2 separate regions of the Homo sapiens genome follow, and region 2 is linked to region 1. A link is an interaction called in ENCODE POLR2A ChIA-PET data of the cell type or tissue named here. Cell type or tissue: CD4-positive, alpha-beta T cell. All regions are shown on one strand. Each heading gives the region's core, and the rest is flanking DNA. Links, peaks and the distances in the headings are about the cores only. Region 1 has its middle 8.6 kb from the start of SATB1. Region 2 has its middle 340 kb from the start of SATB1-AS1.

Region 1 (16,825 bases), core at 2,968-10,967:
CATTATACAAGAGAAATAAAATTACAATTCAATTTTGTATTTATTTCTGAATAATGAATATAAATAATATATGAAAAAATAACGAATAGGGATTTCCCTCCTAAAGTACTACCTCCTTAAAATTTGGTGGGAGGGCAGGATGGGGGGCGGGGGGAAGATAGAGAAAGAAGACCTAAATAACTTCCAAAAGTCTGAATAGTTATTTCCAGAATCAATGCATTCCTCACTTTCCCACAAGCTGAAATATGTAATAAATAATAGTTCTTTGTATGTAAAAGTATTCAAAAGGAATGTTTTTTGTTCAGATTTGTAAGAAATTAATATATTCTTTGGTTGATAATCTACAAAAGTAGTTCTTTTGTCTCCCAGCATCTTAAGAACGACAACAAAATGAATATTGGTTTATTTCTGCAAAGAAATCTGTTGCCAGCTATATGAACCTGTGATTAAATAAGACATGATATGCTGAGTGATGGTAAAGAAATACTACATTAACTTAGTAAAGACTAAAATATCTGGAGGAGAATTTTTAGTTCTTTTTCATATGACAGGTTGTGGATTGTAAATTAGGCCTAAAAGGTCAGGTGACAGGCACCTGTTCCTCATTATTGTAAAAATATTTTGGTTACAAACACTGTTAAGCTAAACACAACATGGATATACAGCAGGGACTCTATAAAGCACTCTAGTGGGTTTTCATCTGTTCTGTAAATTTCCAAAAGGGCTATACATAGATATGCCCTTTACACACATAGTTTCTTCCATACATATTGTCTTGGATGGCTGTAATTAATATATTAGCACTTGGAATTGATGAAGTATTTAAAATAAATGCATATGACTAAAGCAATCTTCAGACTATTTCTAGACATGATGTAGTTGAATGCAAAAATGTTTTTAATCTCTTTTCCCTTTTCAATATATTGATTATCAGAATTTTGTTCATGTTATAAATAGAAACCTCCCCAGATTGCCTTTTACACTTTTTAGATAAGATGGGTTCTTATTTTAAATGCTGCCACGAAATATTTTGCTCAGTACTCATATATAAAAAGAAAATTAGTTGCTATATACTGTCATAGCTTTGTGGCATACATAAAATAGAAAAAACACGTTTTACATGAATGCTGTTAGGAAGGATATCATCATTTGATCTTCAAACTTGCCGCTTCTCTCAGGAGAGTTCAGCAATATTTCTATTGGAATTAAGGAATGGGGTTTGATTTTTATGAATGGTTTACCTTCAGATATTTCAGAGAGCAGAATAAGCATACATATTGAAAAGACCAAAGTGGCACAAGGCTGCAAAATATTAAAGGTGCCAGGTGCTTTTAATTAACAAATGAGGACTATCTCGAGTAAATCAGATAACTTGGATTAAGTTCTATGATATTTCAAAATGTTTTTCGTCTTTTTCAGTTTTGTGTGGTTTGTGCTTATTATATTAAGTATTCATTTTTAGCATTTGTGATCAGATTACAGAACAGTCATTACTCTTGCTTTTCAAATTGATTTGGTTTTCAAACTCCAAAACTCTGTGATGATTTTTACAAATTGGTTTACATTTTGACAGAACAGAGTTAAGTTAATTAATAGATCAGGCACGAAAAATCATCCACAGTAGGGTATATTTTCTGGTAAAATGAAAGTTATGTTTCAGCATGATGAGCATCAGGCTTCAGTAATCTGTTCCTCGTGTGGAATGAACACTTCCTACTTCGAGCTAGCAGGCACCTACTGTTTATTTACGCTGCATTAAACTGACAGTGCAGCAATCAGAGGAAAAATATTACTTACCTTCCTGAAGTAAATACCAGTTTATAGTTTAGTGCACGTATTTATATTCCTGTCACCACTAAATAACGGCTCTGTCTCCATTTTAATATCTACCTGTGCTATAATCCAGGGCTTCAGACTCTTCCTGGTTGGGGATAGGGGTCGAGAGGAGTTTTTCTTATCATTTCCCTATGGCAAAACTTTAAAGACAAGTAATTTCATCTTTTCATTTCTGTCATGTGAGAACCAGTTGAAAGAAATGTTATGCACTTTTACTTTGCATACCTCAACTATAACATCAAAACCCCAAAAGAATCTGCATGCCACTTAAAATAGTCATCTTAAAGCAACCTCAGGATAAATATGTTCAAACACATTCAAATGTGTTTTGCTAAATTAACTTTCTACAAAGTTCCAAAAAGATTAAACTATTTGATTCCTCAGATAATAACTTCAATAAAGTGTCTCCTCTTCCAAGTCTTAGATGGAATGTTTAAGTTTTTAATGGAGTTCTGAAAATATGAATATAAAGTGGGGCTCATTGATTGATTTATTGATTGACTCGCTAAGCTTTTCTCTGAAAATATTCTTAACTCCTTCATTTGACTTCTTGTTAATCTGCCATCCTTAAAATAAGGGAGATTTCTACTTTGTTGTAATACTAAATGTATTTGTTGTTTTTCTTTTATGATAAAAATCCTTTCTTTTTCAAGACCCCTTTGAAACATCAAAATACTGTTAAAGTTGAATTCCAGAACTCACAATTAACTTGAGAAAAGGCTTATTTTCACTTAAATTATCTAAAAAGCGGTTACACTTAACTGTCTATACACAGTTATCAATACCTAGTCACATATTCCACTGACATCAGGGTAGAATATGGTCTTAATAACAACATATAAATCAAATCTGTTACATAAGGTTCTCCTTCACTACACTGAAGAAAAAGTGTCTACTATAGTAATTTATATATCGTTCCTAAATGCTGTTCTCAGTGGTAAGTCTATTTAAACTTGATGTCTTCATAGAGTGTGATCAACACATTAACACACATTATTTCATACTTTTGAACTTATGCCAATGGTATCTTTTGCTGTTTATTTTTTTAAGTCTTTTTTAAGATTAGATATTTCAGAGTAAATAGATACAGATTGTGTGTGTATATATTCAGGGTGAGATTTAGTAGTGTAGCATTTCTTCAACATATTGGCCTATTTTTATGCTTTCAAGTTATTTTGTATCACTTTTACAGTTGTTGCAGTTTGAAAGTTCAGAAGCGAAATTCTAATAACCTCTTTCAATGGACTTTCAAGGATGTAATTCAGTTTATGCGGTGATGTAGTTTAGTTACAAGAGATGAAAATTAGTTAACTGGTACCTCAGGATTTATGTCCCTGGTTTCTGCTGAAATTTATTCAGTCCAGTTATTTGACATTTGGTAGAGAAGTGGCTTGTAATCAAAAATTAAGAGTTGGTTCAGTTTCCAGTGGAGAAAAGATTTCGCTGGATAAAACATTTAACTGTGCAATATTTTATTACACTCCTCACTCATTTTAGAGCCTGCTTATTGTTGCACACATTTTTGAATACCTAGGGGTGCAGGTCCCCAGATGAGGCTGAAATGCTTGCGGAAGAAGCAGATGTCAGGCTGCACCTCGCTGTGCCTTTACTAGTACCTATGTGGACTTAAGCTGCCCGCCCCCCGCACCCCTTTCCCCCAGGTGTGCAGGAAGTAGAGGGCGTTATACTGGGTGAAGTGGGTGGACTCTACCCAGAGCTATGACCTGATTTGTGACGCACCCTCAGAACTGCAGTAATGGTCCAGCTGCTTCACAGGCAACTGGTAACCACCTCATTTGGGGATGTTTCTGCCTTGCTAGCAGTGCCAGAGAGAACTTCATCATTGTCACCTCATCAAAGACTACTTTTTCAGACATCTCCTGTAGGGCTAGATTCAGAGAGCAGCTTCTGATATTTGGAGGGTAAGTGCCAGAAAAGTTACTGTAATGTTACATGTGGAGAATCAGGACTCCAGCCACAGTGACAGATAGGCATTGAGTGTTCGGGGGAGGGCTTTCTGTTGGGATGTTGCTTTTTCTCAGCTCTAGAAAATTTGGGACCAGATACTAAGAAAAATTCTTCAGTGGGCATTCTTTTTTGGGTGGTGAGATACAGTAGCAAGTTCCCAGGGAGAATTATTAGACCTTCTTGAAATATTTAAAGAAAAGGTAGTCAGTAATCTGTGTGAGGGGGCATTCTTTAGATGCAGTTTTCCTGGAAGCTAGGCATGTAGTAGAGTTGATTGCTAGAGATTCCTCTATAGTCTTATTCATTGGTTCCTGATATGCCATTAAGAGCATGTAAATGACAATTTGGCCTTTTAATGTTTATAATGTTAAGGACTTTAAGGCAAAAGAGGTTTTATGTTATAAATATTTTATTGTAATAATTATTATAAATAGAACCTAGTGTATGCAGATATCTTTGAAATGGAGATAGTCTTGAATATAGCATATCCATAATTAGCTGTTTGATATTGAATGCAATTGAGTTTTCCTGTTCTAGTGAAACAGACAATGGAAATCATTGGGGATTAACAACAAGGCTATGTGATTCTTGATATAGCAAGCCTTTCTTTCCCCCAGAAAATATTTTATCAATGAATGAAGTACTAAATTAAGATGCATACAGTTTTAAATTTTTAAAAAATCTATAGAATTTGTAAAATAATCCAAATGCTTCCCATTGTATTTTCACCAACTGAAATGATACTTAGATGTACTGTTTAATGGTAGACAGTGATCTCCAGACTGTGGGAGGAAAAAACAATATTTTAATAACTATGTTTTAAAAATTTTCTTAGAGTTGCATTTCCCTTTGGGTGGTTCAAGAGGACTCAGAAACAATTTAGAACATTATCTTAAAAGTTTAACAATGACAGTTTGTATAGAATCACTGTATTTTAATAATACTGTATGCTTATTAGTGTTATTAGAGCAGTAGACAGTTAATTACAGCCTTTTCTGAGACATGTTAACTATATATTAACAACCATGTTAAAAAAGAATGATGTATACTCTTAACATACAAGCGGCTGCTTGCTTGATTCTTTAAAAAAAATCTTTTAGAATGTATGGAGTCAGGGTTTTGGTTCAGAATTATGAAAGGTTTTCTACTAAAGCAACTTAATTTTAAAACTTTTCACTGGGTTATAAAATTTTTCTCCTGTTTTTTTTTCTTTCCAGTGTCATTAGAAATTATTGCTCCTCAGTGGTTTTAGTTTTTCCAAATTGTATTTTGAGATACCCATGTTTTCTTGTTTTTTGATGACTTCGGCCAACATAATCCATTAAAAGCTTATTTAATTGATTTTGCTCCTCTTAATACTTCTTTTTGTGGAATAATTTTAGTCACTTTTTCTTTAGCCAAATTGTGATTACTTAAAACTCTATATAACCTAATATTCTACATACATTTCAGCAGTTAATCACAGAGGTAGTTCTAAGATTATTTCATTGTCTAAATCTCAAACCTGGATTTTCACTATGGCTTCTAGAATGGCAAAACAATGGGTTACTGAAACTAGAGGGATTTAAAGCTGGACTTAGGCTTACTTAGACAATTCTATCAAATTGGTTAACTATTTGAGTTATCTTGGTTGATTTGAATTTGTAGATCTTGTAACCTCGTAATATGGCTCTTAAAAACGCACTAGTATTCCCACTTTCTGAAGTTTGTAGAAGCTGCTATATATTTCTGTAAGTATTAAACTACAAAAAAGTAAGTAAGTAATAAGGTATGTCTGTGTTATATAAAACAGAAAGTTCATAGTTAGCATTCTGTGCCTTGTACGTATTGAGCACTCATTAAAGAATTGCTAAATTAATGATAAAATATAAAATGTAGCTTGTGCCGATAAAGATTTATTGGCAAAGAGAATTTTCTTTCTAATTTTCTGTTTTTACTAGGGTTATCTGAACACTTAATCTGCACATGCCTCATTTTCTGGATAATTGGATGATTTTTTTTTTTTTTTTTTTGGTAGCACCTGGGTCTCTGTTCTATCCTCATTGTCTGACCTTCAGTATTAGGTTAAGTGTGCCTGCTCAGCTTCATTCTTTGGTGTTTGGTTGTGGTAACAAACAATACCGGAGTCAAACAGAGCACTCCCCTGAGTTCCTTGCAATTTGAGCCACCAAGTAGCCATCCTTCTGATATTCCAGAACCAAAAATATTATGGACTAGTGCCTCAAGGCTGATTGACCTTCTATGCGTTCTTTCCTACAATAATGATTGTTTTTCAGGCTCCCATTGAATAAATACTACTGTAATTATTGCATAAAAAGATATTTTTCATTGCAGCTTAAATACATTGTTTGAAAAGTACTCTAAGATTTGGAGTGTTTGTATATGAATATTTTACTCCATTCCTTAAAACTAATTCTGAAATTGCAGTAGGGTTGTGTTAGCTGCATCCAAAATATTCTGAAAAGTTCTAGGCATTCTATGAAAGTTATCTAAAAAAGACACTTCCTTTTAAAATTTATTTTCATTTTAAAATATGAGTGGGGCTGCTTGTAAGACAGTCCTATTTAGTTACACAAAAGACAGAATTTCTTAAGTGGTGCACTGCTGTGTGACCTATTACATTATCATGCACATTCTGTCTCTTTAAAAACACAGTCTCCTCTATTTGCCCTATTAATTGTTGATATGTTGCCATCCACGAGACAAAAATTAGAGCTGTAATTAAATAATCATGTGATGCTCCTTAGTGCCAATGAGAGCAAACTCATTTTTCCAGGCCCTGATGGTCACTGATTATTGTATTACTACTGGCTTGCTTTATTTTTTTTTAATGATTCTCTATCTGTAGATTACCTAACTACTGTCCTTCTTTTCAAAATTAAAGAAAGTAGAAAACATTCAGCCAGTTAATTGGCTAGAGGTCCTCAGGGACATAAGGTAGACATACCTTTTTTGCTTTTGGTCACCTGGTGGGTTCTTTGGGGAGGCTACATCAGTGGTGTGGTTGCCTGCCATTTAATTTACACTGGTGTTTTGGCTGGGATGGAGGCATATGGGGAATGCCAGGAGAATTACAAAAGGAGCCGGGTATTAAAATTCAGAAATGATTAAAATTGAAATAAAAGGATGCTGCTTCTTTGCCAGTACTCTGGCAGTCATAATGACACATAGAGATTAGTTTCCACCTTCATCTTTTCCTTCTTTCTCATTTCCTCTTGTTTATTGTTGACACATTTTCCTTATGTCTGTCTCCTGTCTCTGTATCTTTTTGCACCATTATGCATTCCTACTTCTCCCTCTTTCTTTAAGCATGGAGAAGCCTACTTAACCTTATTATAACAATAACAGAATAGGTTATTAATATTTAATATGCACATGATTAAAATTTCTCTCCCTTAAACATAGGTCAGCTGTATTATTACTAACCGGCATGTAATTTTTCATTTAAAATATTGGTATTCTGCCCCATGCCGTTTCTGAAATGCAGTCTACTTTAGTAGTGATTTAATACACAACGTTTAGAAAATTGTGGTCGGCTAGTGAGAAAAGAATTTACCAGTCATGGATAATCAATTATGCATGAATTCAGATGTAACAGATGGAATCTGGTGAGTTAAAGTTTCTCTTTGCCTTAGCGGTTATTTTTTTTTTTTATTTGTTTGTTTGACACCTGTCTCTTATATAGAGATAAACATCTAACGTAGCATGTGAGAAATTTCCTTATATTTATATTTTCTCTTTCAAGTGAACTTAATTTTTTTAATTGAAGAAAGAGATTTTTTATGTGATCTTAAAGATGATCAGACTCTATCCATTCATTTTATAGATACGGAACCTGATCCTGCTTAACTAATGAAGGATCACTCAGCTAGTGAGTAGAGTAAGAAGCAAGACCCAAATCTAGTTTCTCTATCTTTTCTCCACTACTTTTCCCACTATGTGACTTATGTTCCTTTTTGTGGGAGTTACTTAATAGTAGGGGTATTATACTACCTCTGAGTTTTAAAGGCTTTCTGATGAAAACTGTGGTAGACTAGTTTTAAATTGTGGAATACTCTCTTGTATAACATGCAAATATTATCTGTGTACATATAAAAATGTTATGCTATGTGTATATTTTATATATATATATATACTTATTCTTACTTGGATGTTGGCCAAACAATTGGATTTTTCAAATCTATTGAGAATGCCACAAGATTTGGTTTTACATCCTAAACTGCGGCATATGCCAGCCTTGAAGATACATTTACACTTGGTTGCAGTGTTGTAAATTTTTAGTGACAAAACCCCTTTGCACAAAGCGAAATAAAAAGTTATTTTTGAGAGCCTTGTTACCTCAAAGAAGAGATGAGAGGTTAATTTTTATTAAATATAATGTGAATATGTAGTGTTTCTTCAACTGTAAAAGTAATAGAAGAATAGTGGATATTGACCTTTAAAGCAGTCTAGCCTTAAAACAGAAAGCTGGTTTCCATCAAAATTTTTCATAAATGTGCTATTTGTTTCTCTCTCAAGTGTATTTATGTATTAAATAACACAAATGAAAAGTCTTTGCAAAATAAATAAAAATAAATGATTAAAAAACAGCCTCAAGGCTCTCTAGTTCTTTTTTAAAGTTCTACTGTGGCATTATTTATCAACTTTTTCCTTCATGTTGGCTCAAAATGTCCATGTATAGTCCATGCTAGTTATCTAATAAATTTTTAAATGAACACATTAATAAAGAAAAAGGCACCTACAAGATAGGTAACTGGATATGCCTTAAGCATAGCTATACTGTGAAGCTGTCTTTTAGTATTTTATTTAATGCTTTTACACATAATAAATATATGTTTGTAAGTTGGTTTCACTTTATTAGCATTCCTTAATTATGCGTATAAGAAAAAAATACAGATACGAACTTCAATAAAATGATTTATACATGAATTTCCAAATCATTAAAAACTCCATCATTAATACAAGTTTTTAATATAAAATCCATAGGAATAGATGATATGAAAACTGAATGTGGAACAGTACAGGAAAAGATGATATTTCAAATTATTATATGTAGATATACTTTCATCCTTATTACTAGCACTAAAAAAGTAACTGAGCTGATTAAATTTGAAAGCGTTTTTTTAAACAAAATTTTCTTTTATTAAAAAAATAGAATCTAAAGTCTTTTTATGTAGACAATTTGCAAATTAGTACTTTATACAGTTGTTACAATTGCAGCTGTTCTGCATATATGAGCGTGACACTCAAAGTACTGTGTAACAGAGAAAATCTATTTCATGCATATAGTTAATTTTTACTGTTTTGAAAAACATTCCAAAAGAATTTTTTGGACTTAAGGAACTCCTGTTTGTTTTTGTCTATGCGCCTTTCTCTTTTTTTGGCTAAGATATTGTATTGAATAAAACCTTAAAAGAGAACCATTTTCTTACATTGAAGGAACCTCAAAGTGAGTGGGATCTTGGTCTCTAATTACCAATCCATGTTAATTATCCTTGGGTCAGGTATTCATCATATTAATTGTGTAGCATAGACTGGACTGTAGCTGTTAGCAGGTAAGGACAAAGCAATGTAAGATTGGGGTGGGGATGGGATTGTTCAATGTGATGTAGCTCATTGTTTCTCTGAGGCTTGGCATGATATTTTCCTGGTATTATATATCTGCCAATACTAGGCATACATGAAAGATTGTTTTGCTTTTGTTTTTTTTTTTTTGAAAATGTTTATATGGTAAAATATGTGTTAAAAAATACGCCATTTTGACTGTTTCTAGGTGTACAATTCAGTGACATTAATTACATACACACTGTTGTGCAACCATCACCACAGTTTGTTTCCAACTCTTTTTCTATCAGCCCAAATACAATGTGCTTTAGTTTTGAATTTAATTTCTCCTTCACTTCAACAAATTTCAAGTGTTACAGTAGTATTTAATTATTGTCCAGGTGTGAAGCATTTGTTTCTGATGGTGGCTTTCCTTCCAACGGACAATGCCTCGTCCAGTGCCTTATGGTGGTGGGCATAGCAGTACAATATCAGATATTGCCTTTGGCTGATGTTGCCACAAAAATGACCTGGACAAGGATTCAGGACCATTGTTATCGCGAATTCTTTCTCCCTCCAATTAAGCTAGGAAAGATTAGAAATAACATTCATATCAACTAAGGAAATTTGGTTGATATGTACATCTTGGTTAAAAGTTGATTGGGAACAGTTGCTGTTCGATTTCACCGGAATTAAAAATTGGAGGATTTTACCTCGAGCTTTCTGAGAATATTAAAGGCACAGCAACTAGGTCTAGGATGCTTTGCAGTTGGCTCCTTGACATGGACAGTCTAAATACTTTGGTTCTGTTCAAGTGCAGTGACAGTCTGGAAATAAGTTGAACAGTTTTCAGCCCTTCAAAGAGAAGCCCACTCAAGGTTGAACAGTTGTCTGAGAGAAAAATCATGTTATATTGAAAAAAGAATTAGAGGAAACTTGGATGGTTCTGGCTCCAGTAAATAATAGACTGGTTTGAGAACTGTACTTCCATGTATAATTTTGTGGTTAGTCACTTAATGTCTATCATGATAAATAACATACCTGCACAGGATTTCTGGCACCCCAGTAAATCTCAAACAAGTGCCCAAATGCTAGTTTATTATGGTTCCTCAAATAGCATGTATTTATTTGCCAAATCAATGATCCAGTAGCTTCCTGCCCCCACTTTTATTGCCTTTTTAGAAATTTGAAACAAGTAGCTTGCCCACATATACATTTCTCAAATTTTGGTCTACTGCTGGTTCATACAACAGGTTAGCTTTTCCAAGTGACTCCAGGAGTGAGTTAAAAACCACCTCAGAGATGTCCTGAGTATTTGATTCTCTGTCTCTAAAACATCACCTAACCTGGTAGATGCCAAACCTGGCTGTATATGAGAATCACCTTGAGAGCTTTAAAAAACTGAATGTCTTCTCCTCATCCTCAGCCATTCTGATTTAATTGCAGTGGGGTTCAGCCTGGACATCTGGATTGTGATCTCAGTACCTGGTTTTACGTCCTAAGACTGTCAAAGGGAATGCAGAAATATATACATGAGTAAACCTTCAAGATGCTTAGAGTCTTGCAGTTTGGAGAGGCAGACATATAGATAGATATGAAATGTCACATTGCATTCAGGCAGTGTGATGGAGCATGGAGAAGGAAATAACTAACAACTGGAGAAGGCTTCGGACTGACAAGGGGAAATCAAGCTGCACGTTAAAGAAGATAGCAGAAAGGAGGTCCTCAAGTGAGAAGGGACATGAAGGGCACTCCACGAGCTACAGGAAAAAAATGAGGCATCTTTGTGGACTCTAGGGCAATTTCAAGAATCCTTCCTTCTTCTTACTCGATTTTGGATCTGGGTCCAGATAAAGGTACCAATTTTGGTGGAATTATTACCACCGTGCCCTGTCAAATAAGTGATCCATACTGACATCCATGGAAGGAAAGGTAGCTAAAAGATTTTTTTCCAATGAAGTTCCCAATGAAACAGTATTGTTTCTGAGTAAAAGGCCCAGATATCCTGTCGGTTTCCAGAAGCCAGCTGCAATGGCTGCTCGTTTTCCCTCTCCAGATCTCCCAAAACAAACATAAACATTGGGTTTTTTCCCCCTCAACTATAATGACCTTTGTCTATTAAAACTGTATCATGAATTACCACTCTGTATTTACATCTATGCCAAGTAATTAGGGAAATAACTTTTGATCGCTATCATTCTAGCTAAAACTGAAACTCAACTTCTTAGGGGAAGAAAACAAAACCAAAAAATCCTTAAACCCTATATTTAGAGTTCATTATCATCACTCCTTTAACTCGCCTGCAACATTTTGAAGCTTTTTGCCATTATTCTCTGCAGTGCATCATTATTTGTTATCTGGATGCCCTCCCAGTTCGAGTAGGTATCTACATTAATGCTTCCAGAGAGGCATTTCTAAGGGTAGCTATGCTTATATAATATAGGTACAGGGGTAAGGGTGGGAATGACTGTGATTTTTAACTTCACCTATGAGATACTTAAATGTTCACGGAAAGCAGCTTTTGGAGTAAACACATTACTTAAAATGTATTACAGAACCCTTTCAAGTACAGACATGTCTAGAAAGTTCTTAAATTTGTATTTAGCAGTATACAGGTATCATTTCCTGCAACTTTACAGATCTACAGGCTAATTCTAAAATGGAAAATTATCTTGACTCAGATGTCATTGGAATGTCTGAAAGCCATTTAGCACCTCTAAGACTCCTCCTGGCCAGGTCTTGGATTCCCTTAGTTGTCTTTTAAAGGAGTTCTCTAGGGTAAGCACTGTCCAATGGAACTTTCTGCAGTGAGGAAGTGTTCTGTAATCTACACTGTCCGCTATTAGAGTATTAGTCACATGGGGCTATTGAGCACCTGAAATGTGAATGAGGAATTAAATCATAAATTTCATTTAAATTAATTCAAATTTAAATGATATAGCCACCTTCTTCAATGTTCCCTCTTCCTACAATCACTTTAAAAAACTGTCAATGCAATTTGTAGTGGAAATTGGTTGCAAGTGACACTGTGAGCTTTTGTTCCCATTTATTCATTTATAATATAAATATTACAAGGACACTGTATAAATTCCTAGTAATATGGCAGTGAGCAAGACACCCAGTCTCTGCTCTCATAGGGCTTACAGTCTAGTAAGGGAGACATGTATTAAGCCAGTAATTACCCAAATTGTTAATTAATTAAGACTGTGATGACTGTTTCAAAGGAGAAATACAAGATTCTGTGAGGGTATATAATGGGGGCCAGAACTTCTTGCATAATTAGTCAGAGAGTTTAATCAGAGTTCTAATTATTAACTAGACAAGAAAAGCATGAGGCAGCTTCCTTTCCCCAAGTTCAAGGCTGGGTCAGGTTGGCTGCAGGAGGCACAGCTCTCAGAGTAGGGCAGCTAGCATGTGCCATGCCATGACCTCCAAAGAAGTGGGATCTGTTTAAGACGTAGGATCTTAATCTGATTAAGCTCTGTGCATACAAATACTGCAAACTTCTGAACTTGAACAAGTAGATTGTTTCCCAAACTGTATGCAGTTGTAATGATGTCGGTCACAGATAATATGTGAGAAGAAGCGTGCAATGTTTACAGGATATTGCATTTCTTCTCCAATATATATTTTGACAAAGTTGTTTGGGCTGCAGCCCCAGCTTCTTCCTCCCTGCTCTTTCAAATTGGTATTTGGTCCATTCAGGAAACGATGCAGAAATCGGTCCTGACATCCCAGACAGACAAAATGAGACACATGACAGCAAAACATATGGCTCAGACACACATCCTTATATGGCCAACAGAGAACCATATTCCCAGAAATTCATATATGGAAAACACCACCTGCAGCTAAAGCCAAAAAACAAAGAGTTGACACGACAAAAAGAGCAATATGCTACATAAATTGTGCTGCTTTAAGAGTGTAGAGATAGCCAACTGTATTTGAATTTAAAAAGATGAAAAAAGAAAAAAAAACATGTCCTTAGAAAGTGTTATGGTGGTAAGCATTGCTTTGCTAACACAGTCACTGGCGGAGTTGCTATATCTTAAAAGCACTCGAATTCTAAATGCTTTCTCTGTTTATTACAAATGTATGTGCTATTCAGAACTCTGAATGTGTTTTAATGCGTTCGGATATCTGCCTGCATATTTATCTTAATACATTGCCATCTGAAACATGCAGTAGTCCTTTCATTAAGTTTTTAAAAATTTTGTGTGTAGCCAGGATAATGCCTTCTCATGTGATAGAAAATTGATGCACTCTGTTTTAAATGTGCATCCACATGTTAAATAGTTCATGTATTTGAATTGCAATATTTTATGTTCCTGAGGTTTTCTATTTTGATGGCCAGACTTATAAAGTTTAACTTTCTTCAATACTTGCATGCATCATTATTGCTTAATATAAGATCCCTGTATTGAAGTTTTTTCCTCCTGCCGTGATAGTTTATGTTCACATATGCCTAGGAAGGTGGTATTTTCTTAATTATTGCTATTATTTGAATACTTGTCCTCTCCAAAACTCATGTTGAAATTTAATCCCCAATGTGGCAATACTGAGAGGTGGGGCCTTTAAGAGGTGTTTGGATCATGTGGGCTTTGCTCTTGTGAATGGATTAATCCATTCGTGGATTAATGGGTTAATGGATTAATGGGTTATCATGGGAGTGGGACTGTTGGCTTTGTAAGAAAAGGAAGAGAGCCCTGAGCTAGCATACTCAAGCCCCTTGCCATGTAATATCCAGTGCCACCACAGGACTCTGCAGAGAACTCCCACTAGGAAGAAGGCCCTCACCAGATGAGGCCCCTCCACCTGGAATTTCTCAGCCTCCACAGTGTAAGAAATAAATTCCTTTTCTTTATAAATTACCCAATTTCAGGTATTCTGTTATAAGGAACAGAAAACAGACTAAGACAAATTTCTTTCTTTTTTTGTTATTTATTTTTATCTGGCTTTACACTGGCCAATACTCAGTGGCTTATAATGAAATATTCTAAAGGGTAGTTAATATATAGTAATTAATTTCATCAGTGATGTATACCACTAGTACATTAACCTCTATGTGCCATTTTACTTATGTCATTTCTTATAGTTCTGGAATAAAAAATGTGCTTGAGGGAAAGTTTATTGTGCTATATTGTTATTCATTATAATATAGTCATTCTTAGATGCCTTTATGCTCATTTATTCTGTTTATCATTTTCCAAGGCCATGTCAGTCCTTATTACATACTTTCATGTTTTGTGTTTTTGAATAGATTTGTGACTCAGATAAAAGGTGCTATTCAAATTTAAGGATTGCTGTATTAATTCCCATATTATATTAGCATTCACCAGGTCATTAGGAGGGTAAAACATTCAGATGGCATTTTGTCTTATTTATTTCTGTAAAATGATGTAATAAGCATGTTTACAATATTTTATTTCAGTCTATCTTAATATTGATATTTCCCGTGATCTTTGTTTAGTGGTGTTTTCTCTTAGTTTAAATTTTATTTTGCCCAACAGCTTTCTTTTCTTTTATAAAAAACATTCAGCTTGAGGTGACATTGCCTGGCTAAATTACATTTGTGTGTGTGTGGACCACTATAATTTTTCTTTATTTTTAAATGTTGCTATTGTTTGTAAATTTGTACAACAAGGCACTAGAGTGCACAGTCCCTACTGAAAACAAGGCAGGTTTCAGGGAAACATGTCAGGCATTACTAGTTTGAAGCAACTATTAAAGTATCCATATTGGAAATTTCAAATTTAACCTACCATATTTCTATTTCTTATACTTTAGCTAACATATCTTCCTTCAGATTTCCCCACATTTTAACTTTTAAAAATTTACTATCATTTGGGCTTTTTACTAAAAATTTGCCTTAAATTTCTTTTCCTATTTTTGATGCTGTGTTTTCTGTTTATCACATGTTCATTCTTTTGCTCAAGGCTTGGGTTTGTGTGCCAAGATTCACGGTTGCCTTCCCAGATTTGGCTAACCTTTCTGGTTTGTGGGTGAAACGTGGGTGCTATTAGAGTGATATATTTTCATTTTGTTTCTCCTAAACTTACTCTCCCCTAGGAGGCCATCATTTCCTACACTTTTCTGCTTTACCTTTTGGCTTTTCTTTAGATTTGTAATGTAAACAGTGTGCCTAAGAGTGTATTGGTGGCTTTACAGAGCTTAATTTGCAAATTTCCCTTTTATCTCAGTACTTGTGCTAACTTGTTGCTTTTTTATGTGTAACAAAATGTTTATCTGACTGATTTTTCTCTTTTCCCTACCAGCAAATTCTGAAAAATAATTCTTGTTTTTTGTTAATGATTAACTGCCTTCAGGGTGCTAAAATGGTAGAACTAAAACCTAAGCGATAAATGAGGCATTTCTATTTTGGGTTACATTGTAATATTCTTTATTTTTACATGAACTATATTTAATAGATTGTCTAAATAATAGGATCATACTTATGTGGTAATGACCATTTATCTAACTGGGTAACCTACCCTAGATTACAGCAGAAGTGTTTATTGCTACAACAGATGTATTTACCAACCCAAACTTTCCTCTTTTGCCTAGCGTAAATTATTTGAAGAATGATGGCATCTTTTCCTTTATAATAACAAGTCAGGTCTCTTTCAAGTGACCCAAATTTTGTTTAACTCGGCCACGTATTTCTTCTTCCAAAGTATTCTATGGCTCAGAAGTGAGGGCGATTTGAACCAACGTCTGACTAGTACAGAACGCTCTTACTCAGTTCTTTCTAATGTTGGCTCCTCATAGTTTAAGGACCACCCTCCTTAGAGGATAAACATTCCGAGCGTTTCGAGGCTCCTGGCCTTTATTGCTGTACACGTTTCTGCACCCTCCGCGCTTCCCCGGAGAGAACTGCCTTCCGTCTGTACCCCTCCAGCCACTTCCTGATGGCTCCCTACCTCATTCCTCAGCGCCTGTCACCTGCGTACCCGCGCCCTTCTCCCACGGGGCCGGTGCGTCTCCCTGTCCCCCCACCTCGCCTGTCCCTCTGCGACGCTCCAGGCGTACTCCTTTTTGTGGCTTTTGTGGCGTGTGGGTGGTTGGTTAGTTTTCTCCCCTGGCCCTCGCCCCCTCCTCCCCGTCATTTTCCTTCCCCCCGCCCCCCGTGCCCGTCCTGCCCGTCCTGCCCCTCCTCCCTCCCACTCACACACCTGCCCCTGCCGCCCGCGCGCCGCGCGCTCCCCTCCCCGCTCCGGCGGACGCTGCCAGGGAAGCCCCCTCTCCTCCTCCCCTCTGCGCCCTCCCTGGCGCGTCTGGCGGCGGCCGGCGCTAGCCCTCGCACAGCGCCCTGTTATTCTGGGTATTGTGTGTAATAAATGTCGGGCCGCCTCACTCTAATCAAGCTCATTACAAATTCTTGCGCGCCCGGGGCCGGAAATCGTGCGCTCCCCCCATTCCCTCACTCATTCACTAGTTACTTGTCTTTCGGCTTTTTAACTCGCCGCCCCCGCCCCCT
Region 2 (16,825 bases), core at 5,535-13,534, 340 kb before region 1:
TGGTTATTTATCAGTTTGCTTAGTAGTACTAGTAGTAGTAGTAGTGGTAGTAGTAGTATTTTATCCTCCATCAAAAATTAAAGTGAGTTCCATGATGCCAGAAACTTTTTCTATCCATGGATACCATTATAGCCTCATTTCTTATAATGTGGCCTGGGAGAATAAATGATCAATAAATATTATTTTTAAATTATGTTTTTTTTGAGGCCAGTCTGGACAATATAGTAAGACCCTGTCTCAAAATGAATACATATATAAATATATCTATATATTATATATAATAATATATAGAATATAGATATATATACTGAATATATATTAATATTGATAATATATGTAGATATATATTATCTACATATCTATATTCTATATATAATCTATACATCTATATTCTATATATATTATAGATAATATGTATAATATATAAATATATCTCTTATATAATATATTTTTACATAATATATTATATATTATAATATAATATATTTTTACATAATATATTATATATTATAATATAATATATTTTTATATAATATATTATATATTATAATATAATATATTTTTATATAATATATTATATATTATATTATAATATATTTTTATATAATATATTATAATATATTATATTTTTATATAATATATTATATTATAATATATTTTTATATAATATATTATATTATAATATATTTTTATATAATATATTATATATTATAATATAATATATTTTTATATAATATATTATATATTATAATATAATATATTTTATATACAATGTTTATGTTATATATTTTATATACAATGTTTATGTTATATATTTTATATACAATGTTTATGTTATATATTTTATATACAATGTTTATATTATATATAAATATAAATATATATAAATATATATAATATATAAATATTATATATAATATTTATATAATATATATAAATATCTATAAATATTTATAATATAATATAAAATATAATATATATTTATATATAATATAATATATAAATATATTTAATATATAAATATATTTATAATATGTAAATAAATATATTTATTTATAGAATATACTTAATATATATTAAATATATAATATAATATAAATATATAATATATTATAAATATATATTATATATAATACATATTATATACTATATTATCAATATATAATATATTATATAATACATATTATATAATATATTATATATAATATATAATAATATAATTATTATATATAATATATAATAATATAATTATTATATATAATATATAATAATATAATTATTATATATAATACATAATATATATTTTATATATTATATATAATATATATAATATATAAAATACATATATAAGATAATATATTATATTATATATATTTATATATATATTTAACAAAAGTGTTGCTGTAATTAACTTTGGTTTTCATATGCAAATCCCACACTTTTTCCACCATGGTGGTTTCTCAGCTTTCCCGTAAATAGAAATCAAAGACATGGTTTTCTTGTGTAGAACTGAAGGTAAGGCTTAGAATTAGTCGTTTTTGAAATTTCATTTACCCAGCTCTGAAATTCTGTGTGCTCCTGATCCATTTTACAATGTAAGGAGGAGAAGGGAACTTGCTCCTGAGATGCTAGGGTAGCCTTGCATTAAATAGAACAATGATTTATATTCTTTGGTTTGACTTAGGGTTGGGACACATTTCAAATCTGAAATTGTCCTTAGTGCAGATCCTGATATCTTTAGGCAAGCAATCAGTTCTGTAGGGGTCTACTGCATCTCCTGGGGATGACAAGGAAACAGGACAGAAACAGACTTTGAGACAATGAAGGTCTTGCTGTTATTCAAGTTTGACTAAGGTGCAATATTTTTAATCAGCACAGCGATTGGACTGACTTTCTTGATGTAGCAACAATTTCAGGTTATTGTGTGGTATATTGAAAGATTCAATAAATATCTGTTTAATAAATATATTTAAAATATCAGTAATAATTAGAATGTGTAAGTATTTAAAAATGAAAAAAAGCTGACCAAGGGAGTTTCATTTCTTGTCTTTCTTTTGTTTTCTTTCTTTTTATCTTTTTATTTTAAGAGACAAGTTCTCACTCTGTCACCCAGGCTGGAGTACAGTAACACAATCACAGCTTGCTGCAGCTTCAACCTCCTGGGCTCAAGAAGTCCTCCCATCTCAGTAGCAGGAACTTCAAGTGTGTAACACTATGCCTGGCTAATTGTTTTTTGATTGTTTGTTTGTTTGTTTGTTTGTTTGTTTGTTATGTTATGAGAGACGGGGTGTCCCTATGTTGCCCAGTCTAGTCTTAAACTCAAAGGAGTTGTTAAATATGCCTAAGGTCACCAATTCTACATCTTTTAAAAATGCATAGATTATACAGGATGTTGCCAGTTTAGTTACATCTACAGAACAGCAAGATTTCACCAAAATGCTTTACAAGCATTTCCCTTTTCTGGAGTCTTTGGGGTAAAGGGGTATTTGGGTATGGCTGCTTCTGAGTCACATTCTCTTGCATCTTTTTTTGCTGCTCCTCACTTTTAGGTACTAACATCTCAATCTTTATTCCTACAGCTACTATTCTTTCCCTGTCTTGGTGTCTGCCAACAAATGCCTACTATCTCTTTTGTTTCCTCAAACACACCAAGGCTGCTGTATATATTAGGCTTTTACTACAAAGATAAGACATGGTGGCACCAAACCAGGTCCAATATAAAGGTAAACGCCAAACTCTTCAAAACTACCAGCCCAAACACAGAAAGTATCATTTCTTAAGCTCACTTGCTTTCATTTTATCATGACCCAGGATCATTTCTACCTAATTGCAGAAGATGTTGCGTATTAGGCTGTTCTTGCATTGCTATAAAGAAATACCCAAGACTGTATAATTCATAAAGAAAAGAGGTTTAATTGGCTCATGGTTGTGCAAGTTTTACAGGAAGCATGGTGCTGGCATCAGCTCAGCTTCTGGTGAAGCCTCCGGGAGTTTTCAATCATGGCAGAAGGTGAAGGGGGAGCAGGCACATCACATGGCAAAAGCAGGAGCAAGCAAGGGAGTGCAGGGGGTGGAGGGCACACACTTTTAAACAATGAGTGACAAATCACTTACCACCGACAGGATGGCCCAAGCCATTCATGCGGGATCCACTCCATGATCTAAATACCTCCCACCAGGGCCCACCTCCAAAACTGGGGATTACATTTCAATATGAGATTTAGGTGGGGACAAATAACCAAACTATATCACCTCATCAGTCCTTCACTCAGTCCTCAGGTCTTACCAGTGTCTCCTTCAGAGAGTTTTCTCTGGGTTTCAGTGCTCTGCTCTCACCAGGCACAATCCTGAAGAGTGGGAGAATCAAGTTTTTCCCCCTTCCCCATCTTCTAGGAAAAGCCATTATCCATTACAGAGAAATACCCCAGGCTCCTCACTTCTCAGGTGAAATATTCCAGTGATGTGCTACAGCCAGGACACACCAGCTCCCAAGGGCTGATAATAAATACTTAGGAATTTGGCAAGTCATCATTTAAAATTTAAAAATTAAAAATTAATTGTATACATTTCAGTTAAGTAAACAATATGAAAAACAAGGGTGCTAAATACTCAAATGCGTCATCTTCTAATGATTTTACTACATTTATTTGGAAATACAGTGTAACTAATGGCTTGCTACTGTGCATCCTTTCAAACTCCATGTTTAGTTGTATCACATAGACAGTTTAAAATAGGCCAGGGTGGGAGTATTTACACCAAAGCAATCAGGAAACACTACAAATCAGAACTCTTTTTATCCCCAGAGTGTAAAATGTTGACCAGTCCACCCCCGGAGACTGCTGAGGTGCATGTTCTGTACTGGTTTCCAGAATTCCCTAGTGCAATTCAGCTCGTTACCCACACTCATGGTTACCTTCATATGCTGGTCTCATTTCCTCACTTTGCCAACCGGTGTTTCTTAAGACCACCTCAAGAATAAATTTGTTAATTCATTACATGTGTATTTATACTGTTATTTATTTGTTAAATTTGTCTCAGAGTCAGCTTCTGGGTGAATCCGCAGGAAAACACTCCTGGACATTTTTATGCAGCTTCATCAACTCTCAGTAAACACTACCGCCTGGACTCAGGACTAATTCTGCATATCCAAAATACCCACGTGCCCCTGCTGAACAGTTTTAGCAAAGAGGTGACAAAAGTTCTGAGAGTATTCTCTCCAAGACACTTTTCCTGATTACCCTATCTCAAATACTGCCCCCGCCCCCACCATCCTCTGTTCTGCTTTATTTTTCTTCGTAGCATTCATCACCACCTGGCATAAGAATAGGTGCTTACTTGTTCATTCATTTATTACTTATCTCTTCCACTAGGATGTAAGTTCCATAAGGATTAGGAACTTCATTTATTTGCCTCTAATTTGTACATTTTTTGATACACTTTAAACCCTATCCTACATCAACCAATCTACCAAACCAAAATTGAGAAAGATGTAGAGAGTATAAAGAAAAATATAATGTGGTTCTTCCCCCGAAAAAGGGAAGTCTAATGGGAGAAACAAATAATCAAATAATGACAATGGACTGTGTTAAGAGGTGAGAGCAGTGGCCCAGTCTATGTCTATGGAGTCTATCTCTTTAACATCTGTCATATGTAGGTACTACTGATTCTCCACTCTGAATGCCACACTCTCATCTCAGGCTCTCTTCATCTACTTTCCTTCTAAATAAGTGCTCTTCCTCCAGGAATTTAAATACTCTGCAGATCCTATTAGAGTAAGCTTACAATACCCCAGCTGTGATCATGTCTTTTCCCTCATAAAAGCCTTTCAGCAGTTTGGTGTTGCTTACATAAGAATTTCAAAATCTTAAACATGCTACGGACAGTTCTTTGAGGTTCTTGTATCCTCATTTACTTCTCTACTCCTTTTTAAGTGGAACTCCTCACAATTCTCAAAATATAAAACTTCTCTTGCTTCTGTTTCCTATCTAGATGATCCATCTTTTTCCCCTCATTTCCACCCCTGTCATGACCACCATCACATGGTTGTTTGGGGACAATTGTCTATGGATCTCTTTCATTTCTGCATGTCTTAAAAGTGAGATACTGTCTGCCTTTGTTCTGGGCTATCCCTTCAGGGTACTTATACAGAGAATAGCCTTGGAAGATAGAGACAGTGTCTCCCTTTGGAGCAAAGAAGAGGTTTTCTTACTGCTCATTATAAAATAGACTTGAGTTTCCTAAGCTCAGGATCTCTCTCCTGTGACACAACCTACTGTGTGTTCAAGAGTCATCTCACCCTCTTCTTGTCTTCCTGTGGGAACTGAGGCTCAGGGAACCTTGGCAAAAAATATACTGATATGCTGGTTACTTCTATCACTGTGAGTAATAAGGTATAATTTGTCTCTGATCCAGGAATCTTGTATTTTCTACCATCATCCATGTGACTGTGGCAGAATAACTTGTTAGCTTGCCAAAAGGGTAAAATCTTAGATTCTACATAGTCCGTGATAAAGGCAAACCCTTCCTTAACTTTAAGACTTAACTAAATTATTATATTGTCAAAAGAAAACTGAGAAAAAGATGCATAAGAAAATGCTTACTTTAAAGAGTTCAAGAGAGCATATGGTAGTCTCCAAAGAAGGCCTCATTTATTCCTTTCCTTACTTTACATGAATGCTGTTCCTCACATCAAGAGATTGAGTTTAGTTCCTATCCCCTTGAGTCTGAGCTGGCCTTAGTGTAGCAAAAATTGTGTTCTGGGGCTTCTGAAAGTAGATTATTAGAAGCCTTTCTGCTTCCATGGAGGTGCCTTAAAAACTTGCTTTTGACACGTCCCTCTTGTCAGCCATATACCATAATGGGAGAAATCTAAGCCACAAAGAGAGACCATGTATAGGAGCTCTGGTCAACAGCTGCCAATGAGCTCTCAGGTTACATCCATGATCAAATATCATCCATGTAATTGAGCCATTGTGGTCCTCCAGCCCTGTCACACCTTCCAGTGACTTCCTTTCCAGCCATCACCTGAGTACAGCTGTATGAGAGACCACAAGTGAGAGTCTCCGAGTTAATCCTGGTCCACCAGTGGTATGATGAAAGACAATAATACATTGTTTAAACTGCTAAGTTTTGGGGCGTTTATTATAAAGCAGTAGATAAATGGAGCAGAATCAGAATCAGATTTCAGAAGGCCTGGGTCATCAAATAAAATACACAACAACTATTTTTAAAAGCACACATGCGGACAAAATTACCAATGCAACAAATTTATTTCATTCTAATCATGGTGGAAAAGACAACAACTTTCTCAGATGATTATCATACTTGGGAAGGTTATAACGTATCTTCAGACATCAACATAGCTAAAGCAGGTAAGTTATCAAATGATTTATTTAGGGATCCCAGGCTTATGTAAAGGTTTTATTATATTGGAGATTTTACTCATCGGTGTGACCCTGTTTTAATTTGCTTCAGAATACAATTTATTTTTTCTGACTGTGCAAGGTGATGTGCATAGTCATACTGGAAACAGAATAAACTGACAGTTCTTCCTTTTCCAACATACATGAAGGCTTTCCTGCTCACTCTATTGGTTGCAACATGCATCTGCATGTTGTTCAATGTTATAAGATCATTTTCATTAGGATATTGGATATTCTTAGACCTGACTGTAAAGATCGTGTAGTACAGGTTAGCAGTTCTCAAACTTTAGCATGTATCAGAATCACCGGGCAGGCTTATTCAAACCCAGACTGTGGGCCTTATCCCATATTATCTGATTCAGCAGTCCTGCAGAGGGTCCTTGAAACCTGCTTTTCTAACAAGTTCCCAGGCAGTGCTGCTGCTGCTGCTGCTCCCAGGCCCACATTTTAAAAACCACTGTATTATACGATGGTAGTTACAAGGGCAGCTGCTGTGGCTGTAGACCACCTGGATGTGAATCTTAGCTCTGTCACATACTACTTTCTTTGACATTGTGCTTCTACTTCCTTGGTAAAATAGAGATAATACAAATAACCTACAGTAGAGAGTTGTTGAGAATATCAAACAAGAGAACCCATGTAAAGCTTGTAGAACAGTTCTGGCATATAATAAGCACTCAATTAGTGCAGTTGTCCTTATTGACAAACTGTTTACTGTAACCTAGGCTTTGGAAGATATTATCTATTAACAAAAATCAATATAAACATGTACAGGCTTGAATCTCTCCTGTAGAGGAATTTTAGGATTCTTCTGCTTACTTCTTTGATTTCTTTCAGGTTGTGTCATATAGTTGAAACAGAGTTAAGATTAGTTGAGTAATTAGCTTGCTCTCATTGACTATTTCATTTCAAAAACAGCAAAGCCCCACATAATTGTGATTGATCATCTATTTAAAGGAAGTTACCTAATTTGCCACTTCTACCCTTTAGTCTACTTCCTTATTACACATTAAAGTCTTCACTGGTCATTTTTTTCTTTAAAAGAAACACAAAGAGAAAGGGTATTAAATAAATAATTGTATAGGTTTAGTATTTGCTTGTTATTTCCTAAAAGATGAAGTCAAGAGGAAATGTTAGCATTCCCAACAAATGTTTACATAGCAGAAATGACTCTTAGAATTCTTACAACTGCAGAGAACATTTTATTTTGGCTGACAGGACCACCAAGTATTTTCCAAATGTTTCTACTCCTTACTCTAAGCATTGCCAATGCTAATCTACTCACACAGTTTATAATTATTTGTCCTCAAAATCAAGTTTCTGTTTAGATATATTTGTGTTACCACTTTGCAAAATTTCAATTTTCTTTGGAGATTTTGCCCACAAAATGTCACATATCAGTATAAGTCATAAATGGAACTTATTTAACATGCAAACTCCTTAGTTTATCTTACCAAGCCATTCACAATCTCATGTTATTTATCCTTTCAGACTAACCTTGTCAAACTGCTACTTCCTACAAGAGGTGTGCTCATGCATCTTTAGCGATCAGCTTTCTGAAGGGGGGGGAAGAAACCAACTACCATCACCACCACCATCAACACCCAGATTTGTTGTGTTTGCCAACTGTGGGGGTACAAGTACCCCCACAATGGCAGATTTCAAGCTACCTATAAGATACCAGTGAATGCAGACAGGAAGAGATACGCACAGTTGGTTCTCACGAGTGAACTGACACTAGCAAACCACTGCCTCTGACACACATACACACATCAATGTTATAACCATAACAGGGTATCCATGATTTTATAAATACAATAGCACTCTCAAGCCAGTCTGCTTTTGCTTATGTTGTTACTACTGCCAAGAATACCCACCCACATGTGTACTGGCAAACTTTTACTTTACCTCCAAGGCTCAGAAAAAAAAAAAAAAAAGTCCAATCTTCATTCATAGTTTTGCCATCACCCTCAAAGGGAAAAATTAATTACTCCTTTTTTCTGTGTTCACTTAGCACTTTAGTAATACTTTATTAAACACTATTACATTGCCTATGTGCGTATGTATTTGTGTATGCCTTGCATAGTTGCTGACACATAGTAAGTAATTAATACATTCATATTTCACTATCCAGAAAAAAAGGCTCCAAGTAAATGAAAGACCAGCATTTTTAGGAAACAGAAGAAAAAATATTTTCCAAATAATGAAATTAGTAAAAATAATTAAGGTTAATTAAAAATTATACAGAAATCATTTAAAATATTCAAGTAAAGGTATTTATTATATAGCATTTTTGTTTACAGAATATAATACTTAAATATATTAATTTTTAACTTAATTCTTACTACCTTTTAGAAAGGCTAAAAAAACTAGCTGAGGTAAACCAACATATTTTAAATCAGATAGCTAATTATTAATGAGTCAAAAATGAAATTTTTCTATCTGCCTTTTCTACTGAAATATGAAGTCAGTCTAATCTATACCCAAAGGCACTATCAGCTTCCTACAGCTCTGTAAACTCAACAGTCACTTAATAAATATTGCTAACTTTTCCCAGCCCAAGCCTGGTAAAAAACAATTCAGTAATAACATTTAATTCATTTGAGTCTTTCAGGTTTTGATAAACAAATACAGAAATAGGACTTGAAAAATGTGTTAAAATTATAAAAGTATAAAATTTTCTAATTCAGCAGTGTGGTATTAACTCAGTCCTTCATCAGATATGTATTGAGTACCCACTATGTAATATCTGACATTTCCTTTCTCCTTACTATGTGTCAGGCAGTATGCCAAACATGTATATATACTTTATGTATATATATTACATATATATATATATAAAATATTTTTCATTCTTATAAACATTTGAAGCAGGTACTATTATTATCTACATTTTTTCAGGTACAGCTTAGCAAGTTGAAACAATGTGGCCAAGGTCACACAGCTAGTACTTGGCAGAGTTGAAGTGCAAACCAAGGCTGACGCTTCTGCCATTAACTATTAATACTACGGAATACTGCTTCATTTTTGTGGTAGAAATAAAACTATTGAAGACTCTTAGCATTAACAACAACAAACTTTCATTTAAATATTGGAGATATAAGATTTAGAATAACTAGTCCCTGACTTCCAAATAGTTTCAGGTCTGTTCGTCAAGACAGGAGGACATTGACATAAACATATTTAAATAAAGATATATTTGTGATTTAAAATGTTTCAGAAATTCAGAAAAGATGGGATTTACTGGCAACTGAAACAAACAAATAGGTGTCGAAATTTGAGGTGGGTGTCAAAGGAAGAGTAGGAGAAGAGAACAGGAGGAAAGCATTTCAAAGGAGCTAAAAAATGTCACATTCCAGATTACAGATCATTGCAATGTGGAGGTGAAGGATGGGGGGAGGACTATAATCCAGATCTGAATGCTGAAGCCTGGAGATAGGATGGTAATAGGGAAGTGAATTAAAAGAATCTACTGCAAACATCTTCACGAAGGTGCAATAAGATTTTGTGAGTAAAGATAAAGGGACTCCAAAGTTTGTAACCCCAGTGACTAGGGGAAAAAAATGAGGATATTTGAGAGAGAAGCGCTAGTTTTTGAATGTGGATAAGCCCTTTGTTTGCAAATATTCTAAAAATGAGAGGATACAAAAGCTTCCAGATGGAAATGACTAGCAGGTAGCCAGAGATTTTTGTAGAAATAGATTCAGGAGAATGGTTTGGATCAATAGTAAGAGTCTTATGTATATAGAAGGAACAGAAAAATATCTTGTGGGAGGGTAAAAATCTTGACTGAATACTATTACAGAAAAGTAAGAGCTAAACTTTTGAGTAAATCAACATTTAGGGGATTGGAAGAGAAAATGCAACCAGTAAAGGGGACATTTTTAAGAATCAGCAAGTGTTAAGAAAGTCAAAATGAGAAATGGTGTCATGTATTCTGGCCAGTAGTACTGAGTACTAGAAAGAGGTCCTGGAAGACAAGAACTAAAAAAAAGACTTGCTTTTCACAACTGATTGAAAGTGTTGTAGAGTACTAATACAATGAATTGTACAGAAATCACATCGCTTTGAGTTAAGAACAGTGAAGAAATCAAGACAGAAATATAGACACTTTATAGTGAGCTAAGAGAGGAGGTAACAGGATGTGGGAAAGTTTTTTTTCAAGTTGGAGGAGGCTTCGGTACACTAGAGCAGAAAGACTCAAGATTGGGACAAAGACAGAGAGAATAAATACAGATGGAACAAAGTTCTTGAGAAAGCAAGAGAACATGATGAAGTTAAAGGAACAAGTGGAGAAACCAAGAGTAGACTACAAGATAATCACCCTTTCCTTCCTATGAGACCCTGGAAAAGAAAGGAGCAGAGAACATATTTTGCAGTTCAGAAAAGGGTCTTGTTATTAGGCAAAAAATATCTTTTTGATAATCTACCTACATCCAAATTCAGTCTGCCTGCCAAGTCATCACAATCATCATTTAGTGGAAAGGCTTCCCCTAAAGGGAGCAGGTGTGATTGGAACCAATTGAAGTGTAAAGGAGTAGACACTTCCTTTGGCAGTCTCCCACCTTTCTTCTCCCTCTTCTTTCTACCACATCCTGCAGGTGCCAGTGGCCCCCCACTGAGGAACTACATCCAGGTCTGCTCCCTGAGGATAATTCTCAAGACTGTACTTATTAAAAATTTAGGCCATTGTTGTTTTTTGCTTATCTGTCAGGAAAATGCTGATATTTTATTGGGTCTCCTAGCAGCTAAATTATTATCACCTTTTTCTCCTAGGACATTTCTTTCAAGCAAAGAATTCTCTATAACAAAAACTTTAGCCCAAAGGAATGTGTAGAGTTTCTGGTGCTGGCGCAGTCCACTTAGGGATTTTTTGTCAGGAGTAGAGGATCCTGATGAAGGTCCCTTCAAAATTATATGATATGGTTAAAATTCACCTGGGCTCGATGTATTAGGAGCCTACAGAGAGGTGGTTGAATAGAGTATAGGAATGGCTGCCTGACACATATTAGTGCTGATTAAATATCAGCCAGTATTGTTTATAACAATAAGTGTAATGAATTATTGCTATCAGTTTTTCACCCTTTAAATCTACTTTATTAGAGAAAATAAGATGGTTGAGAAATTCCAAGTGTGGAAAAGGTCTGTATCAGGAGTTAGGGTTCTTTGAGAAACAAAACTAGTAGAATAGATAGATAGATAATGGACAGATTTATTTCAAGGAACTGGCTTATACAATTACATGATAGGGCTCAGGTGGGCAAATTTGTACTCCCAGGCAAGAGCTGATGTTGCAGTCTTGAGGCAGAATCTCTTCTTCCTCAGGGAAACCTCAGTTCTGCTATTAACACCTTTCTACTGAGGGGTTGAGGCCCATCCGTGTAATGGAGGAAAATCTCCTTTATTTAAAGTCAATTATTATAGAAGTTAACCACATCTACAAAATATCTGAACAGCAATATCTAGTATTTGACTGCATACCTGGGTACTGTAGCCTAGCCAAATTGACATGTTAAACTAACCAGTATAGGGGCTAGGTAATGACATGTAGGAATAAGGATGAGTTGAACATAGTTTTAAGTTGATTGCTATATTGCACTATCTTCATCCCTTCACACATCCACTTTTCACAGTAATGCCTTAGAGATAGCCAGGATAAGAAGTTTGGGTTAATTCTAAATAGAGAGGAGAGAACCACAGGAAGAGAGACACGACGTTTTTGGAAGATTCAGTAGGAGCAGAAAATAGGAATTATTTAGGAAACGTGATCAGAGCCTGAGAATCCCTATGGGGGCTTGAATATTCATGGGATGAGTTCAAACCATTTTTATTTTTACTTAAACATCCAAGAAAGAGTGACCTAACAACACTGGAAGATTTGGAAATTCCCAGGTAAGTGACATTTAAGTTACATTCAGAAGGAATAAAATAATGTTCTTCCATTTGTTATATCTGGTTTTTTTTTGTTCTGATTCTTTTCTTTTGCATATGAATTATTTTTAAAAATTAGGATATAAAACCAGATACCATCACATCAATGACTGATCAAAGGCAGAATCAATTTTTCTATTAATTTATCATAATTTGCACTCCTAAGTAAGGCATGTAGCTTATTAAGAGGAGGAGGAAAAGCTAACATTTACTGTGTGTTTACTACATGCCAAAGCATCTTACTAATTTCCTTACTCTCATTTTCTCCTCAGGAGGGCTCTTTAAGTTAGGTATAATTATCTTGATTTTGCATATAAGGAAGCGGGATTAAAGAGGGTAGGCACAACAGAAATAAAAAATGGAAGGCTTCAAAGTGGATCTAGGTCTCAAGATAGGGCCTCCAAAGTCCATGCTTTTGACCAATACACTAAAGTGCGGTTCCAAAGCTCCAAGCCCATTGTTTCTGGAGATGTCCCTAAATGTGCTCTTTCGTGCCTTAGCATGCCACTGAGTTGCCTTAGGGACAGGCTGGGAAGATGAGAAGAAGGCTGTGAAGCTTGAAGGAAAGGAAGGCAGGAAACTCACATTGGCTAAATCGCAGACCACTTTAATCACGTACATATTGTTTTCTAGTATTTCAAAAATTATAAAACCACTGTTTAGCTAACTCATTCCAGGTATCTGCCAGACAATCTCATAAGTATAATTTTTCTTGAATTAGTACTTATGATCCAAAGGACTGGATGTGGCTCTAAACCTAGAATTTGGTAATTGAGATCCAATCATGGTGCAGAAGAAAATAACTCCTCATTTAAAATGAAGATCACCTCAGTAGCAGGAAAAATTTCAGGTCTAAATGAGGTACACATTCACTGAATAAGTAGCCTGGGGAATACTGAAGTAAATTTTAGACTTTATTCCATTTCAGGCTGCCTACAGAGGCCGATCCATAAATCAGAGCCTATCCTTACTAGAGTCCTTCTAAAAAGCAGATAAATAGGACATATATTAGGTAGTATAATCTAAAAATCAAAACATAAAGAGTCTTTGAGTGTTATCAAATCTATTAAGTCCAAAATAGTTCATTGATGACCAATTTCCAAGTGCTTAAATGGTGCAACTGCATCTTAGCTTATGTGAAAATCAATGCAAAAACATGAATCACCAGAGAGTATGGTGGAGCCTTCCAAAGACAGTTTGTAATTAGCAAACCATCGATCCAAACAGACAGGACCCTGAAAGCTACAGAGACCAGGCAGGTGAAAAGCCAGAGTCCCTGTCCTTTACAATTAATCATTACTGCTCTGCTCCCTCCCAGCAGGCAGAAGAGACTTCCAACCAGACTGTAATCTTGGCATTTTAGATGGTTTGAGAATGATAACTCAACTCTGGCACCAACCGAATATATGTGTGATATTAAAGGGAGCTCATTACATGACTTATGTATGCTCCATTATAAGGCCAGCACTATTATTAATAGTTTCTAGTATCTTTTTTTCCACCACACCACATTCTGGTCAATATTACATAAATCTAAGTGAAGATTATAATTCATAGAATCACAGAATCTTGGAACTGAAAGGAAGCTAACAGATCATTCTGTCTGTCTGACCACTTCATCTACAGAGATGGTAAGGCAATTTCTCTAAAGAGCAGTAGATCCAAGGCTAGAATCCTGGTCTCATTCCCAGGCCGTGCACTTTTCACTACATCTTGCAGACTAATAGCACAGGAAGTTTAACCTGGTGGTCTAAATCTTTTATCTTAAAGTGATTGATATAAATGTTAATTACACCATTTTTCAAAAGGAGATCTGACCTTCTCTAAGAAGGCTCTAGTCAAGCCTGGATTCATGCCACAAACTGACATGCATTTGTAGTTTGCAGACAAATAAAATTTCCTAAGTTCTTTCCTTTCATATTCAAACTGTTGTGCAGACTCTACCTAAGGCAGACCCTCCCACTGTTCACCAATATCCAGTTTCCCTCATGAGAGGCTGTGCTTCACTATCTCTTTGAAGACAGACAAGGTTATGACTACTTCCTCGACAGTCAGGGGGCTTGTTGATTGTGGTCAGAAGTGACATGTATCACATTTGGGCTCAATCATTTAATTGCTAGTGTGCACCTTGCCCTTTCTCTACCTTTCCAATCAGGACAAACAGCATGCATCAAAACGGACTGTCCATTAACATGGTCCCTGCATGACTATAACAAGCAGAGCTGACTGATGTTGGGCATATAGTGTGAGTCACAGAGATTTGATGGCCATTTGTTGCTGCAAAATTATTGAAACTATTCTGACTAATACAATAATATTTGAACAAATCAAACTTCCCTTGATTTGTTGTGAGATTTGAAAACACACACATACAATTTAGGTAGACAAAGAAATGTGTTAAGTGATGCAGATTCAGACAAGATAAGAGTCTGTTACATTTTTTTCTCTGCTTGCATAGCTTAAAAGCACAATCAAACTTATTTACTCATCTAACAACCTTATTACATACCTTTAGAAACCCTGCTTGACTAGAGATGATTATTTGTCTGGATTGTACAGTAGTTACATATATAACATTGGTCATTAATATTTTATTTTGGTTACAAATGTATTTCTTTAAAAATCAGTTAAATAGTGTTGAGAGTAAAACTAATTGGGAGAGAGCGAACTGAGTGTGGAGCCAGCAGTTCCACAATAGTTACCTGAGAACACTACGGGGATAATTATTATTGAGTCAGTCAAATGTTCCAGCAGCCTGGTCACAGCAGGAATCAATGCACACCTCTGTTTTCAATATCAAGGGATCATCTCAAAATCACCAACATTCATAGAGTGTGTAGCAAAGTGGGTTCTCTTTAGCACCTCAGGGGTCTGGATAGGGTTCTCTCGTTACTTTTGTTTAAACCAACATCCTCCTCCAAGAAGCTGAGAGAGAACTTTTTAAAACTCCACTTTGTTTGTATAAAACAACAACAAAATACATATACAGCTACATACTTTTACCCTTTTCTCTCTCTCTTTTCCTTTCTCTACCCCTAATAATGGTTCCTCTTGCTAGGCTGGACAAGTCTTGTCATGAAAGAACAATAGAGGTGCCTAATTGATGTGTTTTCATCAAATTCATTTGACTTTGAATCTAATAATATTCGGGCCATTTGTGAAGCTGTAGGTCAATCAGAACTCAAAGACCAATAGTCATAAATTCCAGAGGTTCCAAACCATTAGATGCAGAGCAAAAATTTCCCAGAAAACCAAGCCCTCTGCCTCTAAGAATATAGAGCAGTATAACTCAACATGTGGTCCCTGGACCTACAGCATCAGCTTCTCCCGGGAGTCTGTTGGAAAAGCAAAGGCTCAGACCCTGATCCAGACCCTACTAATTCAAAATTCATATAGAAGCACCTGGGAATATGTGTTTTTAACAATCTCTCCAAAAAGTGTGAGAACAACTTGTGTTGAGTTTTTAATCAGCCCAGAAGCCTTCATGCGTTTCTGTGCATTTCCACTTTCATCTGGAACTCAGAGAGTGGGCATCTCTGGGACCAGCAGATATCTGTGTGTACATCATTCAGCTGTTTTGAAGCCTCTGTCCGATTAGACCTTGTTGATGGCAGTAGTGATAGCAGCTCCTGCTTTGTGTGCTGAGGAAGTGCCAGGCAATTGCCTTTTCTTAGATAATTCCAAGATTAACAGGCTCACATTACTCAGATTAGCAATGCTTCCCACCTTGCAGCCAGCCAGAGAGAGAACATGCTGTCCTCTCTGTGGGCCAAGGGGCCTGCTTCCCAGCCATCAGTTTGGGCAGGAGAGATCCTGATCAACATAAGTCACTGTCTGTTCCCAGATTGTCACCATTACCCAACCAGTGAGACATTCCATCCTCATGCTCAAGCAATGCTCTGCTGGTTTGCCTGGCTCACACTGTAGATGGGCAACTGCACCAATAATTGCAAAGTGATTCTTTTCAAAAGGGTGCAGGCAGAATAGGAAAACCCCTTCCACCTGATTCTGGGAGGAAATGTCAGTGCAGTAAAACAGTCATTTACAGACAACAAGAGTGAGATGTGCAAGAACCTTCTTGTGCATCCCACAGAAAGCCAGCTGGACTTTGAAGTACTTAATGTGTGTCTCAGCAGAGGTCACCATGTGGACAACTAGCCTCCTGGGGGAAAGAGGAGTGGTGGGAGAGACTTCCATCTTTCCTTTTTTGAATTTCACTTTGAAACTGTTGGATTTTTTGTTTTATACAATTTGGAGCTAGTGTTAGTGTGTGTGGATTGCAAGAAAACAGGTAAATATAATAAAGCAATAGATACCCTCAGTAGCAAAACACTTTCCACAATAGCAATAGATTCTACTGCAAAATCTGCCAACAGTAGTGGTAACAATACAGGTAAGCATAGGTTCTCCCTCTCTTAAAGCAAAAACCATGAAGACATTTTTATATGATAGTACTTTGAAAAGAATGCTGC

Evidence for each region. Peaks named below come from ENCODE experiments on the same cell type or tissue, not always from the same donor. Only the 100,000 strongest peaks of a DNase experiment are listed, where the experiment ranks them.
Region 2: POLR2A ChIA-PET joins it to region 1 with 6 read pairs; 4 of 35 experiments call an interaction of 5 or more read pairs at or near these places.

What each region holds. Positions count from the first base shown.
Region 1 is chr3:18,425,498-18,442,322 of GRCh38, reverse strand. It overlaps a transcript of SATB1 not described here. Among named protein-coding and RNA genes, the nearest start is that of SATB1, 8.6 kb to the right of the region's middle. In CD4-positive, alpha-beta T cell, for the core only: no CTCF peak of the experiment used is centred there; a DNase peak (open chromatin) is centred at 3,582; H3K4me3 peaks cover 5,984 bases; H3K27ac peaks cover 4,383 bases.
Region 2 is chr3:18,772,451-18,789,275 of GRCh38, reverse strand. No RefSeq gene overlaps it. Among named protein-coding and RNA genes, the nearest start is that of SATB1-AS1, 340 kb to the right of the region's middle. In CD4-positive, alpha-beta T cell, for the core only: no CTCF peak of the experiment used is centred there; no DNase peak of the experiment used is centred there.